Linked DNA regions of Homo sapiens: region 2 is linked to region 1. Evidence: read pairs that join two places in POLR2A ChIA-PET (ENCODE). Cell type or tissue: OCI-LY7. All regions are shown on one strand. Links, peaks and the distances in the headings refer to the core of each region. The heading gives the core; the rest is flanking DNA.

Region 1 (9,193 bases), core at 3,880-6,379:
TGTTCTGCCATGATTAGCACACATACACTCGACACCTTGCGTGTGTGTGTGTGGGTGTCTGTGTTGTGTGCACTTGTGTGTGTGTTGCATGCATGTGTTGCATGTGTCTTGTATGCAGGTGCATGTATGTGCATGTGTGAATGGTTTCGTAGCATAGTGTTGTTCTGACTTGCTTTAACACCAGGACTTGGGGACCTTGGCTTCAGGACATCCTCTGTGGGCAGCGCAGAATTGCAGAGTCACCAGCTGCTGCACAGTGTCTGCGTTATCTCAGACCTCACTTAGCCAAAGAAAGGCAAGGAACAATAGTGACATTTCTGAAGTGTGGTTATTTCATAAACTGCAGAGTTGGCAGGGCTGTTGATCTGTGCATGCCAGATTTTCCAGGTGAGGGTTCTGAGAGGTCCAGAGGAAAACCTGTCCCAAGCCACTGTGCAGAGGACAGAGTTAGACTCCCAGGGCCATGCTCAGAGGAAGGCGGCTCTCAGGAATCTACTCCCAAAGATGTGGCCTGCTCCTGTCTCTCAGGACTTAGGGGTGATCAGACTCTCTACCTTGCATTCCTGAGGACGTCCAGAAGGAGCCCAAAAGACTGGGACTGGAACCCTTGCCCCTTCCAAAAAAGGACGTTGAGCCACTGCCTGCCAGGGAGGCTCTGGCCCAGTGGGAGCAGGGGCGAGGGAGGGGCCCAGCCCAGGAGCCCCAGATCTTTTCCCTAAAGGGCTTTTCCACTTTGCAATCAGCAGGTTATCTCGGGGTGGTGCTTCAGTGCCCGGTGAACACCCCAGTCCTCCGTGACCTTCCACTGCACGGGAGTAGCCCCAGAGACTGGCCTGGTCTGAACCAGCTATTCACTGAGGGTGTCGAGCAGCGATTTTCTACTTCTCTCCTTCCTTCTCCATTAGCGGACGTTCTTCCATAAAGAAGATTCCCTGGGAGGAACAGGTGCTTCTCCTGCAAAGCTCCCCTCCAGTGGGGACGGACGGGCTTTCCTCTCGCCTTCTCTTTCTTTGCTTTGTCTTTTCCTGTTTTATCACAGTGGGTCCATGGACTGAACACACTATGCTTTATGCTCACTGACAGGCACCACACTTTTTGAAGTTCCAATTGTCCCGGAAATCTCTGGGCACTTCTTGCTTTCTGGCATAGGATGTCCGGGCTTACCTCAAACCGTTCCTGCCCAGACCCGGAACCAGCCAGTCTCCCAGAGAGCCCTGGTCCCTTGGGGTGGGACTGGGGTGCAGAACCTAAGATCTGGCTATTGTGTTCATGGCTATGTGGTGACCCGCTTCACCTCACAGAAGAAAGAGCTGACTCCCCAAAGAGGGGCTGGAGGTCCCCCTAGTCCCACAGGCAGGCAGGGCACAGTGGGGCTGAACTGCAAGACTCTGCCCTGGCTCTTTGGGTGGGGAGAGGTTTCTAGGTTGGTCTCTACTAGCTCATGGCTCTCGGAGGGAGGCCTACCCAGGGTCCTTTGCATATACTTGATCTGAGCCCTGTGGTCAGGGCCTGAAACACGGACGATGAGTAATTTCGAGAGTACTGAAAAGGAAAGGCCACAGAAACAGAGCTGCCCACCCCCTGGCCGATGCCTCACATTCCACCTTTCATTCCTAAATATGGAGATTCAAATCCCAATCTAAATGCAACAACCCTGAGGATTTCACTGTCCGTGTTCAGGTGTTTCTAAGAGCAGACGCCACTGATAGGGCAGACATGACCCTGAGGCCCCTGGCCCTGAGGTGGGAGGGAGGGGCCACCCTGTATTGGGGAAGAGCCTGGGGACCTAAGCAGGCTTTGAAGACCTCACACACACATGTGTCACAGTCTGCCAGCTCCAGCCCCCTGCTCACCCACTGTTCTAGGAAAAAAAAAATACATCACCCCCTGCAACCTGCAGACCCCCGGGGGGCTCCTGGGGCTGGCTGCCACGCACCCAGCTTCTGCTGGGGCACAGTGGACCTTTATGGCTGAAACCCGTCGACCCTCATGTGAGTCAGCGAGGAAACATGTGTGCTCTCGTTTTCCTTAGAACCCTGTGGTCTCCAGGGCCTAACAAGGTACAAATGGAAATGTTATTCTTGCCGGAGTTGAGAGGCATGGAGTGGAAATACGAAACCAGCCAAGAGCAGCAGTAGGCAGTGCGTGTGTGTGCGCGTGTGTGTGTGTGGCGGGGGGTTAGGGGTGGGCTTGACTCCGGCTGGCATCTGTTTTGAGGGGTGGGCCCCGAAAGACTTTAAAGGGGCTACACCCTTTCAGACAAGCTCACCCTACCCCACCCCTCCACTCTGCGCTTCCTCACCCACCCCCCATGGGATCCAAATACCTTTCAGTCCAAGAAGCGTCTACCCCATTAACAGAGAGACCCCATTTCGGAATTCAGCATTTGTTGTCAGCTCACAGGGAGCTATTTCTCTTTGTGTCAGAATAATATAATACTTTAACATATTGACAAAATGCTTTGTTTCTGGTTTGGGGGATTTTTTGGTACTTTATGCTGCCCCATCACTTAGGCCATTCAGGTAGGGGTTATTTCAGACTCGCTGTCCCCAGGGTGGGGCCGCACAGTCGGGAACAGGGCACACACTTGTACATTTTCGACTTCCACTGATGGCTACGGAGACGCTGGGAAGTGAAACTACATTAAGAGCCGAGGCCTAAAACTGCAAGAGCCAGGCTTTATAACAGATCAACGTTTTTGGGTTTTTGGTTTTATGTTTTGGTTTTTGGTTCCAAAAGGCTCCAAGGATAAAGTTTAGACCATAAACAACAGGATAGGAGGACCTGTACACCAAGCCAGTGTCCCACCTGGAGAGAGATAGTCTGTCCCAGCCAGAGGAGAGGCTGGAAAGGAAGCAGGGGAGGCGGATGCTGTCTGAGAAGCTGGGCCGTGCCCCTCAGCACCTGCCAGGACCACGTGCTAGAAAGAAAGCCCAGGACCCTGCGGAGCGCAGGAGAGGACAGAAGAGAGCCAGGCCTGGTAAACCTCGGCTCGCCAGGGCTCCCCTCCAGGGCAATGAGCTGGTTGGGCTTGAACATGAAGCTGAGGCTCCCTCCAGCTTTCTTGCCCATAGCCCAGGCTGTCTCCTGGTCCTCATGGCTAAAGGTGCACTCTGGTCCTCACCTCTGCTCCAAGCAGCAGGATGGAGGAAAGGGGAGATAGGCAGAGGCCATGCCCAGAGGGGTCTCCTTCCGGATATTTCCCAGTCACTGCCTCCCAGCATTTCTGCTTTCATCCTTGTCTCATGAAAGAGGTCACCTGGCCACACCCAGAGGCAAGGGAGGCTGAGACCTGTGGTCTTCATTCCAAGAGGCCCAGCTCAGAGTCAGGAGGTCTGGGAGACAGTGAACGGACATGGGGCAGGGGACCAGCAACCTCTCTGCAGTGTGTCCAGCCACCAGATGCTCCTGCCCCTGCTGACAGCACAGGGTGCCTGAGCCCCCAACAGCTGTGTCTCCAACACCCCTGCTGAAAGACTACCCTCCATAGCTCTATTTTGGGTTCTCAGGTTTAGGAGTCAGGGGGCTCCCTTTCCCAGGAACCTCCCTTGGATGAGGCGATTTTACAAACAAGAGTTAGCCCAGCCCACCAGAGCTGTGCTGCCCAAAATGGTAGCCACTACTTATCTGCCACTATCGAAATATATATTTAAACTAATTAAAATTAAGTATATTTTGGAAGTCAGCTCCTCTGCCACATGAGCCACACTTCAAGTGTTCCATGGCCACCCAGGGCTAATGGTTCCCATATTGCATGGCACAGACCCAGAACCTTCCACCATCACAGAAAGTTGTATCGGCAGTGCTACCCCAAAGGCACAAGGAACCAGAGGCCTAGGGCTCCGTGTGGGGAGCTGCAGGAGTGGCCCCAGCCAGTGCGCCTGCTTCTTTCTTACCACAGGCCCTGCTGCTGCTGGTGACTGGCACCACCCCATGGCCCCATCACTGCTGAGGGGCAGAATGGACACTCAGCCTGATCCCAAAGCCCAGCCACATTATATGCCCCCAGTGTGAGAGGAGAGACCAACAGGCATGGTCAAAGACAAGGAGAAAGACGGGGAGCTGAGGGTGAGAAGGACTGGAGTGCTGTACCTCTGTGATAGCTGACTGGGCAAGTGGAGGCAAATCCCCCCCGCCCTCAACCTCCTCACCCATCTGCCCGCCCACCCACCCATCTATCCATCTACCCATGTACACATACATTAATTTACCCATCCACTCATCCATTTATCTATCCACCATCTACCCTTTCACCCACTCATCTGCCTATCCACCTATCTACCCATCCACCCAACCATCTATCTACCCCCACACCCATCCACCCATCCACATCCATATACTCACACACCCAATCACCCATCCACCTACCCATCTACCCATCCACTCACACATCTATCCATCCACCCAGCCATCTATCTACTCACACACCCATCCACCCATCTACCCATCTATCCACTTATCTACCTACCCACCCAACCACCTGTCCACCCCACCATTCACCAATCCACCCACCTATCAACCCACACACCCATACACCCAAGTACTCATCTATCCACCCATCTACCCATCCACCCACCTATCCATCCATCCACTCAACCACCTATCCACTCACACACCCATCCACATATCTACCAATCAATACACCCTTATGTCATCCACCCATGCACCTATCCACCCATCTATCCATGTACTCATGCATCCATTCACCCATCCACCCATCTGTCCATCCAACCATCCACCCCTCCACTCACCTATCCACCCCTCTACCCACCTATTCACTCATCCAGCTGTCTACCCAACCACCTATTCACCCTCCCATCCACCCAACCACCTATTCACTCAACCATCCACCCATCCACCCAATCATCCACCCATCTACCCACTTATCCATCCAACTATCCAACCACCTATCCACTTATCCATCCACCCATTCACTTATTCATCCATCTGCTCCATACTCCTGCCTCCCAGGCATTGTGTCATTGTGGGTACAAAAATAAATGAGCCATACTCTCCCACCTCAATATGAAAATAATTAGCAGAATAATAATAATAGCTACAAGAACAATAATTGGTATAGTGGTGCAATACCTCTATCAGAAGTGGAGTGAGTGTCCCTTGCAGACACAGTGAGTGGTAAATGCTGGCAAGTGCTGAGAAGCCCTCCAAGATCCCTCTCCCTCTAAGAGTCTATGCTTTCCTGGGTGGGCTGAGTCTGTCAATCCAAATGCTGGGCCTGGCCCAGACCCCCTGAGGGAGGCTTGTGGGAGGCCAAGCTACACCCCCCACACCAGCTCTGGCCAGATCACTCAGCCAAGGTGGGACCCAGGCCAGGCCCCCACCTGCCTACTCCATGGCCCTACATTCCCAGGCTGCCAAGTCTCCACCCCTGCAACAAGAAAAAAACCTAGGAACCCCCAAGATGTAACCTCACCTGCAGGGGAACCTGGCAAAGGCCGCCTTCACAGCTCCAGCTCTGGAGGAGTTGGAAAGGGTGCAGGCAGGGGCAGGGGGCTCGGCTGCAGGCTTTCTCAGTCTTGAGCTGCACAGACCCATTCACTTGCAGAGCCACGTGAGGACTGAAGATGATGTCAATAAAGACCTAGCTGGGGGCTGGCATGTAGCTGGTGCCTAAGATATGCTACTCATAGTTACGATGTGTGAAGGGTTCCCATTCCTCTCTCACAGGCTCTGAAGCTATAAACTAGAGATGTGAGGTGCACAGGATCATTCCTATAACTTGACAAGCCTGAACAAAACCATCTTGCACACGGGTTCCAGCTTGTACCCAAAAAGGAAAGGACAACACATCCTAAATCAAGCCACCTTTGACCTGCTTGGGAGATCTGCTCCCCACACACTTCACCTGAGGCTTTGGAGAATTATCACGGCACATGTCAACAGGCTGGGCGGCCGGGAAGCCTGAGGCCTCTGGGGAGCAAGTGTGTGGATGGCCACAAGAGCATCAGTTCATCGCTGGCAGTGATCAGGGCCTGGACCCACCCTGGGGGTGAGCTAGTTGGCTGCACGGCACTTCTGGTTATTAGTAGGTTTAAGATCAGATTGATTCATTTTAAACGCAGCTTGAGAGCTGAATGGGCCATGGGGTTTGCAAAATGATCTCTGCCCCACAAAAACATACCCTACAGGCAATGTTTCCTCAGGTGTTCAGGCCAGAAGACTCAAAAATTTTTGAAGTACCAGATGCTGAGCTACATTTGAGAGATAGTCAAATCAAACATTTTTTTTTTCTTTTTTTTTTTTTGAGATGGAGTCTCATTCTGTCGCCCAGGCTGGAGTGCACTGGCACGATCTTGGCTCACTGCAACCTCCGCCTCCCGGGTTCAAGCAACTCTCATGCCTCAGCTTCCCGAGTAGCTGGGACTACAGGTGCACACTGCCATGCCTGGCTAATTTTTTGTATCTTAGTAGAGACGGGGTTTCACCGTGTTGCCCAGGCTGGTCGTGAACTCCTGAGCTCAGGCAATCCGTCTGCCTCAGCCTCCCAAAGTGCTGCGATTACAGGCATGAGCCACCACACCCGGCCTCTCTTTTATGAAAAGAAACAGGGTCTTGCTTTGTTATCAGGCTGGAGTGCAGTGGTGCAATCATAGCTTAGTGCAGCCTCAAACATCTGGGTTCAAGCAACCCTCTCACCTCAGCCTCCCAAGTTGCTGGGATTACAGGCATGAGCCACCACTCCTGGCTTCAAATACTTCTTTATAGAGTATCTACTTTTCCCACTACTAGTCAGTGACTAACACAGGGATGGTCCCTGTCCTCATGGGCCTGGTATTGAAGGTGGGGAGCAGATAAGGAAACAGACAAATAACATGATTGCAAATTAAACAAGTGTAAGACTATACTCTCTACTTTCAGGGATCATTTCTATAATTCATTACAAATCAAACAAGTGTTCACGTGCTGTGAGGAAAATGAAGAAAGGACTGAAATGATAGAACTAGAAGGAACAAAAGTGGAAGCAGCGAGACCATTAGGAGGCCTCTGGAGCAATCCAGGTGAAAACTGACGGCTACTTGGATGACACTGCTGATAGCAGAAACAGGAAGATATGGGGAGAATTGGGGTACATGAGAAGATAGAACCCAACGTTGCTTGCTGCTGGATTGTATAATACATGGGCTGAGAAGGAAAGAAGGAGAATCAAGAATTACTCATATACTGTTGGCCCGAAAATAGTTGTAGCTGTTGTGAAAATGGGGTACACTGGTTGAGAGCGGTTAGGCAGATTAAAAAGGGAAATCAGGAGTTCTGCATTGAACAGATGAAGTTTGAGATGGCTGTGGAAAAACCAAACACAAATGTCAGGTGAGCTAAGAGCCTTAGGAACTCAGAGCTCTGACCTGGAGCTAGAAATGAGGCCATCAATTTATAGAGGAAATCACCGAGGTGGCGCAGGATCCCTCAGATCTAAGAGAGGGAGGAGGAATAGGAGGAGCAAGTTGAGAAGACACAAAGAGTGGCTAAAGGAGTAGGAGGAAAAAGGGCAAATGGGGTGGACTGCAGAAAGGAGAGGTGAGGAGGTGGAAATAGCATGCTCAATGGATCCTCCCACCTCAGCCTCCCAATACAGATGCAGACTACCGCGACTGGCTAATTTTTTGTATTTCTTGTAGGCACAGGGTTTCACCATGTTGCCCAGGCTGGTCCCAAACTCCTGGGCTCAAGTGATCTGCGCACCTCAGCCTCCCAAAGTGCTGGGATTAGAGGCATGAGCCACCACGCCCGGTTCCCCTCCTGTTTTCTGGCTGCCTCATATCTGTAGAATATACTGGCTCTGTTTGGGGGCATTTCCCATCTTGAGAGTCCCATGTCCCTGAAGTAGAACAGAGAAAACTTCCCTCCCAGCCTCCTTTGCAGCCAGGGCACAGGCATGTGACCTCACTCCACCAATCAGATTCAACCTCAGGAGACATCATTTGAAAATGAGACTCCAGAGGGCAGCAGGGGTCACAAGTTGACCTCCAACCACCAAATAGAGGCCGCTATCGGAACTGACCACAAAAATAAATAAATAAAATTAGAAGACTGGAAGCCAACCAAGTTTTTGAGTAAATGTATTCTCCAAAAGAATGCAAGGTTGGTGAGTAACAGCCAATACTTGAAGCCACCCCCAGGACTCCAGACTCACACCAACAGGAAGCCGTGTGGCCCCCAGAAATGGCGTATCCCCTCAAGACCCACCCCATGGAGAATAATGAATAAGGAGAATAGGGCAGAGCTGAGTCTGCAGAAGGCAATGGCTCTGGCACATCTTCCTGAGAGCAGAGCAGGGTGCTAGATGGTACCCAGGAAGCCAGGCGTCCTCACTCAGCAGGACTTCCTGCTCCAGCGACTGCTGTGTGCATCCCTTTCCGTGTTGCTGGATGGAAGCTGTACTGCACTTTTCCTGTTTCTAACCAACCACTGATCCTGAGTATGTCGGGGCAGATAACTTGTCTTTGAGTTTCAAGGTCACAGGACCACAGGGCGCCCCACCTGCACCTTACAAAGAAGCCTGCCCTGGAAGTAGCAAGATGGGATTCTGGCTGTTTGCCTTGGGAGACACTGATGTTTTCTGTGTCTGAGGGAAGGGCTGCGTGAGTGCTGGATAGCAAAGGGACAGACTGTGTGGAGTTACTGCGAGCTGCCTTCCCAGGACCCATTCCCGCTTTCTTCCTAACACAGCCCTGATTTGGGAGGGAACAAAAATGTGTCCCTCTGAAATACTCATCTTCTCAATTAGAGGTGACCACGTGACCCAGGTCTGGCCAAGGAAATGTAGGTGAAAAGCTCAGAGATAATGTTTTCTAGATAAAAAGTCAAAGCTTTACTGGAAGAAAGACCACCTTTGTCCTGTCTCTTCCTCCTTCCTCTTCTTCCTGCCTGGAAAGGAGATGTGATGCCGGTGGTGGAGCAGCCGTCCTGTGACTGTGTGGCGTGAAGAGATGTCATTCACCAGCAGAAGGGAGCTGGAGGAGTGAGGGAGGTTAGGAAAGAGGAGAGTCATGCAATGATGCAGCTTAGGAGAGCAAGCTCATCTGGGAAGTCAGACCTGGCCCTGCCACAGAGGCACCAAGGCAGGGCACGCTGAGAGAGAGGTACACAGCCCTAGGGGAATGTAGAAGGAAGGAGGACAGGGAGGGGAAGGAGATTTGTCTTTCCAAAAAGGGTAGTAGCAGAGAAACAGATG
Region 2 (9,193 bases), core at 5,209-7,708, 80 kb before region 1:
GATGGATGGACAGATGAGAAGAATGGATAAATGTACAGGAAGACAAGCAAATGGATGGATGGGTGGATGGATGGATGGAAAGAAGGAAGGGTGAGAAAATGGATAGATAAATGGATAGAAGAGAAAGTGGTCAGATAGGTGGATGGATAAATGGATAGAGGGACATGGTCAGGTGGTTTGTTGAATGTTTGTTTTCCTTGTCTAATTGTGTCTCCCTGGTCCCTCCACCTGAGGGCCACCTTGTGAAGGCCACTGGGCCCAGGCAGCGACCTGACTTGGCTTGTTCTGTGCCCAGGTAGATATGTTCTCCTATGGAATGGTGCTCTACGAGTTGCTGTCAGGACAGCGCCCTGCACTGGGCCACCACCAGCTCCAGATTGCCAAGAAGCTGTCCAAGGGCATCCGCCCGGTTCTGGGGCAGCCGGAGGAAGTGCAGTTCCGGCGACTGCAGGCGCTCATGATGGAGTGCTGGGACACTAAGCCAGAGAAGGTACTTGGGGACACAGAGCCCAGGGCCTGGGACCTCCTGCCATGTGAGGAAGCTGTGGGTCCCCAGGGGGTGTGTGCCTGGCTGCCCAACCATCACCATTGGCAACCCTTCTCTGCTCATTTCTTCTAGAGGGTGATGTTTGCTGCTCCTAACATACCTACTTTCATTGTCTTTGTGTGTGCGTGTCACTCTTACGAAACAAACTTCCTTTTCCTCCCCGACTTTTGTGTTACTTCACCGTGCAAACAAAGTATATAAACCCCTTTATAACAATACAGTCCCTATGCAAGAACAGAGAGAATGTGGGTGTCTCTTTGTAAAGTGATGGGGAAAAGGTTTCGTTGTGAGAATCAGGGATCATATTACAGTGTTCAGGCTAGTTTTTTGACGGTGGTGTTTTTGTGTTTTTGGAAGAGGCTAGTGGTTTCAAAGTTAAAACTCATTTATTAAATCAGACAGAGCTAGTTTAATGTATGGGGAGTAAACAGGGTATTCTTTAGAAGAACGCATGTCCTTATCTGGGCATGGTGACATGGACTTATAGTCCCAGCCACTGGGGAGGCTGAGGCAGGAGGATCACTTGAGCCCAGGAGTTTTAGGCTATGGTGCGCCCTGATCGCACCTGTGAGTAGGTTCTGCACTCCAGCTTGGGCAATATAGTGAGATGAAGAGTGTATGTCCTTGGGCCTGGGTTGGAATACCCAGGGTTCAGCTAACCTGACCAGATGAGCTTAAATTGCCGTAGCCAAAGGTGACCCAGATACCTGGATGGGTTTGCTCCTGACGTCTGAAGCTGTTTCAGCCTCTTGTTTGGATCTAGTCTGAATGAACAGAATCCCTCATTCCTCCCTGGTTGGGGCTGGCTGATCTCATGGGCAGAACGGGCACCAATCCGGTTGTAAGTGACCTTGCTCTCTTCTGGTGGCTTCTCTCCCTCAGCGACCGCTGGCCCTGTCGGTGGTGAGCCAGATGAAGGACCCGACTTTTGCCACCTTCATGTATGAACTGTGCTGTGGGAAGCAGACAGCCTTCTTCTCATCCCAGGGCCAGGAGTACACCGTGGTGTTTTGGGATGGAAAAGAGGAGTCCAGGTAAGCTCCTGCGGGCTGCCCTGCCCCCTTTGTATTTGGGGTGGGAGGCCGCCGTGGAATCTGGGAACACAGTCGATGTTGACCACAGTGAGAATTATTTAGCAGACGGTAGGGTCCAGAACCTGGTTAGACTGCACTCAAGAAAGAGCAGGGAGAGCAGAAGAAAGTCCACACAAAGAGACGTGCATGTATGGTTTTGTGGTTAAGAGATGCCAAAAATGGGTAGTATCTGCCAGGGTGTCTGGGGACGTGAGGGCACTGTGGCATGTGCCTACAGTCCTAGCCACTCCAGAGGCTGAGGCAGGAGAATCACCTGAGCCCAGGAGTTCAAGTTTAGCCTGAACAACATAGCAAGACCCCATCTTTTAAAAAATTAGAAAATTTAAAACATTTTTAAAAACGAAATGAGGCCTGTCGGCCTGGTTATGTGACTTTCTCAAGCATGTTCTGCTGCCCCAGATTGCAGAAGGGGCAACGGGGGGGGGCGTCTAAACAGAGTTGGGGTTTTGCCAAAGGGAGAGAGGGGCAGAGGCATTGGGGTGTTTTCAAGGGAGTGATACAGAGATGGACCAAGGAACCTAAGTGAGGCCACAAATTCAGGGAGCACAATGCAAAGTACTAAAGGATCCTAGGTATTGCCAGAGTTAAAAAAAAAACTCAAGAGTTATGGTTTCAGGTGGGATGAGCCGAAAAACTAGGAGGCGGTGGCCAGACAAGACGTGCTTGCCGTGGGGTGGGTGGGAGGCGCACAGTCGGTAGTAAAGACGGCATCTGGAGTGTGACCTTTGGGGAGGATGCCTGGGGTAGAGTGAGGAATGAGCTTGAGACATAATAAGATAAACGGAACAGACTTCGCAGTTTCTCTTAGGTCAGTCTTTGTGAGTTTGCGTCAGGTTTTATGCCACTCGGACTGAGGGTTGTGACACAGACGTACTCTAAGAAATGATGCTGTAAGGAAGTTTTTCTGACCAGGCCTTGTGGCTCATGCCTGTAACCCCAGCACTTTAGGAGGCTGAGGCAGGTGGATCTTTTGAGTTCAGGAGTTTGAGACCAGTCTAGGAAACATGGTGAAACTTTGTCTCTACAAAAATAAATAAATAACAAAAATTAGCTGGGAATGGTGGCGAGCACCTGTAGTCCCTGCTACTCAGGAGGCTGAGGCAGGAGGATTACTTGAACCCAGGAGTTTGCCACTGCAGTGGGTGGTGATTGTGCCACTGCACTCCAGCCTGGGTGACAGAGTGAGACCCTGCCTCAGAAAAAAAGAGAAGTTATTCCAAAACACAGCGATGGAGCACGCCTTCCTGATGGGATGTACTCTAAGGACAAAACAAAAAGCAAACATATTAATTAAACAGGTTTCAGTAATTATATTGTTGGCAGCACTGTTATGATTGTTACTCTAAGATGCTGCTTGTGGTTGTGGAGTCAGTTAATGAGTAATTATGTTGCTGTTGCTGGAAACATGAGCTAAAGGGGAAAGAGATGTAAAGTCGGGTAAGTAAAAGCCTGCAGTTCTGAATCGATTGGATAGACTCGTGACATAGTTGAAAAATAAACACAAATATCTCAGTTCTGCTCACTGAAAAGGCCTAAAAACAAGGACCAACCAAATGCCAATATGCACCCCTAGGACCCAGACTGTGGTCTCTAAGTACCAAAGTGAACCAGGGCTCATCAGAATCATGGCAGAGTCCAGGTCCGGGGCAGGGAGTGCACCTGGAACATCTGCCACCCTAGAAGCAAGGACATCGTCAGACTTCTGAGGGTGAATTGGAGGACCTTGGGCCAGACTGGTCCTGGGAGGCTGGGCCGGGCCCTGCCCTGCTGGCCTAGAGACACACACGCGGCAGGTACCTGAGACAGTTCCGCTCAGGGCTCTGAAGACTCATCCCAGAGGGAAGACAGAGGCCTCTTCCTGTGACCTGTGAAGGTTCTTTAAAACTCACTGCGGCCTGAAGAGAGACTCACTCACAGGAAGGGAGGAGGGGGCTGGCTGGGAGCACACGGGCAGCCAAGCAGGGGAGCCAGGATGGAACCGGACTTGACTTGAGATCTGTCTGAGAATTAAGGAAGGAAAGGAGGCAGGAGAGGCAGGGCAGACGAGCAGGTAAACAGGATACGCCTAGGACACAATTCCAGTTGCAGGGAACAGGGGCAATTATTCTTTATGACTCTCTATATTTTTAACTGTTTGTTTTCAAAGTAAAAGCTATTCAAATATCTTAGTTTTGTTTTTCTGATGCATAAAAAAATGATGGGAAAAGGAGACAAATACACCTGAAGGAAGTTTTTGTTTGCTGTATTTTCTACCATTTCTATCATCTGCAAATACGTTATCAGTCAACAGCTTTTTAAAATTTGGTGGCAGGAGAAACTTTATATTGAGAACTGCTATCCGCGAGCTTAACATATTCTCTTGAGTCTGAGGGACAGAGCTGCGTGATGCGGGGTACATAACTTCCCAGCCCCATCAGCTTCAGCCTCCTCTGCCATGCAGTGAGTGCTCAGGATGCCCGCCACAGCCTGAGGGGAGACAGCGATGCCGGGGACAGCCGGCCTGGTGAGCCAAGGCTCTCGCAAATGACAAGCCATTAGTTCTCAGAGCACTCGTGCTGGGAGCACATTTTGAGTGCCCCCCCGCCCCAACCCAATCTCCTCTGGAATTCTCCCAACTTGTCTTTAGCCCTGGCTTTGTCTACTCTACAGTGAGGAGCTCCCCGCATAACAGGGGCGGGCAGGATATGGCCGGCGGGAGGGCCCCTCCTTCGTACTGGGGGCAACCGTCTCAACCCTGAGGGGTCACGGAAAGAGGACAGCCTTTCTTCTCTGGCGAATGCCCTTCCTGCGGGCGACGGTCAAGCATTACCCTTCGGGCAGAACCCGGCTCTGCCCTCTCAGAACACAGGATGCAACCCTGGGTGGGAGCAGGGGAGGTAGACGAGGCTCGCAGCTGGCAGGCCAGGCTCAGGGAAAGGAGGCAGCCCCTGGCCCCCGGGCACTGACAGCACAGTTTCTGCCACTTACAGGAACTACACGGTGGTGAACACAGAGAAGGGCCTCATGGAGGTGCAGAGGATGTGCTGCCCTGGGATGAAGGTGAGCTGCCAGCTCCAGGTCCAGAGATCCCTGTGGACAGCCACCGAGGTAAGCACTGCCCGCAGGCCTGCCCACCGAGGTAAGCACTGCCCACTGGGTGCAGCCCTGGGTGGGGGCCACATTCATAAAAATACAGGACGCCAGGTCAAGTGAACTTTCAGATAACCCCCAGCGCATCCCCGTGCAGTCCCCAAGTAATGCCAGGAGCCCCGAGAAGTAGCAGCCTGTCACCAGGGGCAGCTCAACCCTGCCTGCTGCTGGCTGGAGGCCGGGATTTGCGATGGTGAGGACCAGATGTAGACCCTCAGCAGGAGACGAGACCCAGGAGGCTAGGGACGTGCCTGTGTTTCCCATAACACTGCTAGTCACTCAGCTCTGAAGGCCTCTTGCCTTCACATCAGGGAAATCAGGGAAGTCACTAGAAGGCCCAAGGAGGGGTCTTCTGAGAAGTCCCGAGACAACTGGCCAAACACAAATGTTCTGAGGCAGGCTAGGCACAGGGGCTCACGCCTGTAATCCCAGCACTTTGGGAGGCCAAGATAGGAGGATCACGAGGTCAAGAGATTGAGACCATCCTGGCCAACATAGTGAAACCCCGTCTCTACTAAAAAATACAAAAATTAGCTGGGCATGGTGGTGCGTGAGTGTTCCCAGCTACTCAGGAGGCTGAGGCAGGAGAATCGGTTGAACCCAGGAGGTGGAGGTTGCAATGAGCCAAGATCGCACCATTGCACTCCAGCCTTGCGTACCACTTAAGCCTCAGAAATCTCAGTGTTAAGAAACATCTGACAACAGATTAGCCGAAGTAGGTGCAGCCCAGTCCCAGGCATCCAAGAGATGCTCCCACAACATTTCCTCCTAGAATGGGCGAGAGCAAGGGCTCTGCCTAAAGCGTGCTGTTGCATGGGAAGAACAGTGAACATTTCCTCCTAGAGTGAGGAAAGCAAGGGCTCTGCCTAAAGCATGCTGTCTCACATGGGAAGAACAGTGAGAAGACAGCATTGCGGCGTGAGTCCACTTTGCCAGTACCAGGTGCACACACAAATACCACAGAGAACTTCTGAGAGGCTGTGCCCCCAGATCCCAATGTTGGTTTTCTCTGGGGAATAGATGACGGGCTATTTTCTGTTTCCTCTTTAGACTAGTCTGTCTTTTTCAACGTTTCTACAAAGAGCAGAAATCCATAAACAACCCACCAGAACGTGTCAATCCATGTAACTTTCCAAGACCCATAGGGGATCCCCAAGTCCAAGTGCATCCTCATGGGAATGGCTTGGGAAATGCCAGACACTTTCCAGCCTGGGTCTCACAGTGGACCTGTCTGCCTCTGCAGGACCAGAAAATCTACATCTACACCCTCAAGGGCATGTGCCCCTTAAACACACCCCAACAGGCCTTGGATACTCCAGCTGTCGTCACCTGCTTCTTGGCCGTGCCTGTTATTAAAAAGGTGAGGTCGGGGCAAAGGCAGGTATGCAGGTCTCTGATGCACTTCCACGCCTAGGAGGCGTCTCCTAGCTATGTCAGGGTGGCGCCTGCAGAGCCACACCTAGGACCACCTGGCCTAGGACGTAGACTTAGAGACGGTGGGAGGAAAGATATCAGACCTGGTCCGTCATTAGTGCCTTCCGGTTTGCAAAAACCTAAGTCAAGTCCCCAGCCAGACTGCAGGCCGAATGAAAAACCCCCTTTCACATGCAAATGCCCTGACTCAGGTGGAAGGACTGTTGGTACAAATGGCACGGTGAGCAGTCATGCGTGTGCCCTTCCCCTATCCGGAGCCTCTTCCCCACCTGCCCAGGCCAGAGCCACCTCACAGCCACTTGATCACCAGGTCCTGGAGGTCCTGATCTCCCTCCCTCCATCTCTGCCTCCCGCCAAGTACTCGCCGTCTTACACCAGACGCAGTTTCTCTTTGTGCAGCATAGCCCTGCAGACTCAGCTCTTTAACCTCCTAGCCCTGGCCTTTCTAAATGAGACCCCAAGGGGCACTCTCCCCATTAAAGGCCCAGCCAGCTGTGCTGCACCTTGGGATTAGCCCCAGCCTCTATGAGGCTGGCCTCCAGTCCCTGCTGGGCCCGGCACCCTCCCCACAAAGCACCCCACTCTGTGCTGGGCCCTTGACATCCCAGCCTCCTCCAGGAACAGCCCCTCCACGCACCTCTTCCCAGACGGCCTCCGATTCAGTTCTCAAGACCCGGGGCCTTGTCCCCTCCTTTGAGAAGCTGCCCCTCAGTGGGGGGCAGCTCCCTGGCTTTTCCGGGCTCCTCCGCCCACAGGATTCAGGCACGGCTCAGCCAGCTCTGGTTTCATCCACCCTGAGGGGCCTGTCTGTGCATAGGCGCCCTCACTAAATGCACAAGAAGCCTTTACTGGTGTTGCTTTGTTAAAATGTGACTGTCATCATCCAATTCCAGTTTGCCCATCTACAAAACAGGTATAAGAAGAGACAGAAGGCCTAGCATACCCAAAGGTCTAGGCCGGTGTGCTTGGTAAATGAGTATTATTATTACTTCTGGATGGTCGCAAAATACATGAACTCTTCTCTTCACCCTTCTTCAGTTTCATTTAAAAAAAAAAAAAACAGGTATGAAATGAACCTTAGAGTCATTTATGACCATGGCCCCACAGCGAGGCTACGCAGCTTGGGACCAGGCCCGTACCAGAGCGCAGGAGAACACGACACAAAGTGTTATTGAGGCCACCGCTGGCGAGAGCCCCCAGCCAGGGCACCACCTCCTGCACGACCAGAGGGAATAAAGCCTGCTCTGTGCAGGGCCTCCTGGGCAGGGTGTCTGCCCCCTCCAAGGCCGCCAGCGCGAAGCCTGCATTCTTGCACGCGCACCCACGTTCACACCCAGCCGGGACGTGGCACTCACCGCCCTGGCCGGGGCCTGAGCCAGGACTGCAGATAGAGACCTGGAGCCTGTTTGCCTTGGCTGCCTTCTTTCCCTAAAGTCCTGGGGATGGATTTCGATACGCTTTCTTAGAGCATGTTGTCCTGGACAGTGAGCTACGGGTCTCCACTCCATTGCCCTGCACAGCCAGCCTCCTGAGCTCCCCCAGCTCCCCACAAGGAGGCTTTCTGCCCTGCCCCCTCACTGGCATGAGGCCCAGCTCCCTGCTCTGCCCTGACTCCAGCTTTGTTCTGCAGACCTCTTCCCACCCCCACCACAGCCGACGCGGTGTCTAGGCTGCGGAGCTGCACTCTGTTCCTGGCTCTGCCCTGGGAGGTGCCCCGGGGCGGTCTGGGGTGGGCCCAGCATTCAGCAAGGTCCCTGCAACTTTGGCCTCTGCCCGGTGACCTCTGGCGGGTGTAGAAGAGCTCATGCTTCATTGAGGGGGTGGGGGGCACCCTGAGGACCCTGTCAACGTCAGCTGAACCACAGGCATCTCGATAGATGTAAGCTGGGATGAGGGCTCAGCAGGCTGAGACAGGCCTCCAGAAGAGGGTTGAGTAGGAAGCGATTTCTTCCAGAATTAGTTCAGCAAACACATGTCATCCACTTGGAGCAGGAGCCAGGTGGAGTCACAGGGCCACCAAGATGAAGGAGACTGAGCCCTTCCCTGTGCCAGGCTAGTGCCACGGGGATGCTGGTGGGCTGGGAGCCCATCCTTATGGAACACTCTGCCTGGTGGGGGGGGTGGCAGGCAGGGGGCAGTGCACAGATGCTTGCCATGCCCCCACTGCTGTCATGTTAAGCAGCACCGAGAAAAGGGCGGGGGCACCAGGTCCTGCCTCTGAAGGAGGCCTTGGTGGCCTCAAGGAGAAGGCAGCTCCCTGCTGCTCGCCCTGCAAGAAGCTGGCAGAAGCAGAGGCAGCCCATGTGGTCCAGGTGACACGCAGCCTTACTTGGTGCCACAGGCCCTGCCTCTGGGTGGCACATTCCTTTCTTTGCTGCAGGGATGGTAGATATGGCTCTGCGGAGTCAGAGCTGCACTTCTTTAGGAGTAGCCCCGGCCTTTCTAAGAGATTTGCTGCCCTGAGGCGCACTGGTGGAAAGTGACTGCCCGCCTGGTGTGGGTGCAGATGAGTCCAGTGCCTACTCTGTGTCTCTCTTGGAATGTGTGAAATGGAAGGATGTGACACATCCCTGTCTCCTTCCTTCAGAATTCCTACCTGGTCTTAGCGGGCCTCGCCGATGGGCTTGTGGCTGTGTTTCCCGTGGTGCGGGGCACCCCAAAGGACAGCTGCTCCTACCTGTGCTCACACACAGCCAACAGGTCCAAGTTCAGCATCGCGGATGAAGACGCACGGCAGAACCCCTACCCAGTGAAGGCCATGGAGGTGGTCAACAGCGGCTCTGAGGTCTGGTACAGCAATGGGCCGGGCCTCCTTGTCATCGACTGTGCCTCCCTGGAGATCTGCAGGCGGCTGGAGCCCTACATGGCCCCCTCCATGGTTACGTCAGTCGTGTGCAGCTCTGAGGGCAGAGGGGAGGAGGTCGTCTGGTGCCTGGATGACAAGGCCAACTCCTTGGTGATGTACCACTCCACCACCTACCAGCTGTGT

The links. ChIA-PET counts read pairs that join two places held together with the same protein. Peaks named below come from ENCODE experiments on the same cell type or tissue, not always from the same donor. Only the 100,000 strongest peaks of a DNase experiment are listed, where the experiment ranks them.
Region 2: POLR2A ChIA-PET joins it to region 1 with 6 read pairs; 3 of 35 experiments call an interaction of 5 or more read pairs at or near these places.

What each region holds. Positions count from the first base shown.
Region 1 is chr15:101,137,570-101,146,762 of GRCh38, forward strand. The region is part of intron 1 of LRRK1-AS1 (LRRK1 antisense RNA 1); the gene reads right to left. Among named protein-coding and RNA genes, the nearest start is that of LRRK1-AS1, 9.7 kb to the right of the region's middle. RefSeq lists an enhancer at 1,236-1,355. In OCI-LY7, for the core only: no CTCF peak of the experiment used is centred there; no DNase peak of the experiment used is centred there.
Region 2 is chr15:101,056,561-101,065,753 of GRCh38, forward strand. LRRK1 (leucine rich repeat kinase 1) reads left to right here. Exons shown (of 34, transcript NM_024652.6): 28 at 296-490; 29 at 1,430-1,581; 30 at 4,611-4,728; 31 at 6,014-6,130; 32 at 8,792-9,193. All of the region lies in intron 1 of LRRK1-AS1 (LRRK1 antisense RNA 1), which reads right to left. Among named protein-coding and RNA genes, the nearest start is that of LRRK1-AS1, 91 kb to the right of the region's middle. RefSeq lists enhancers at 5,653-6,318, 6,319-6,983. In OCI-LY7, for the core only: no CTCF peak of the experiment used is centred there; DNase peaks (open chromatin) are centred at 5,731 and 6,381; H3K4me3 peaks cover 1,445 bases; H3K27ac peaks cover 2,485 bases.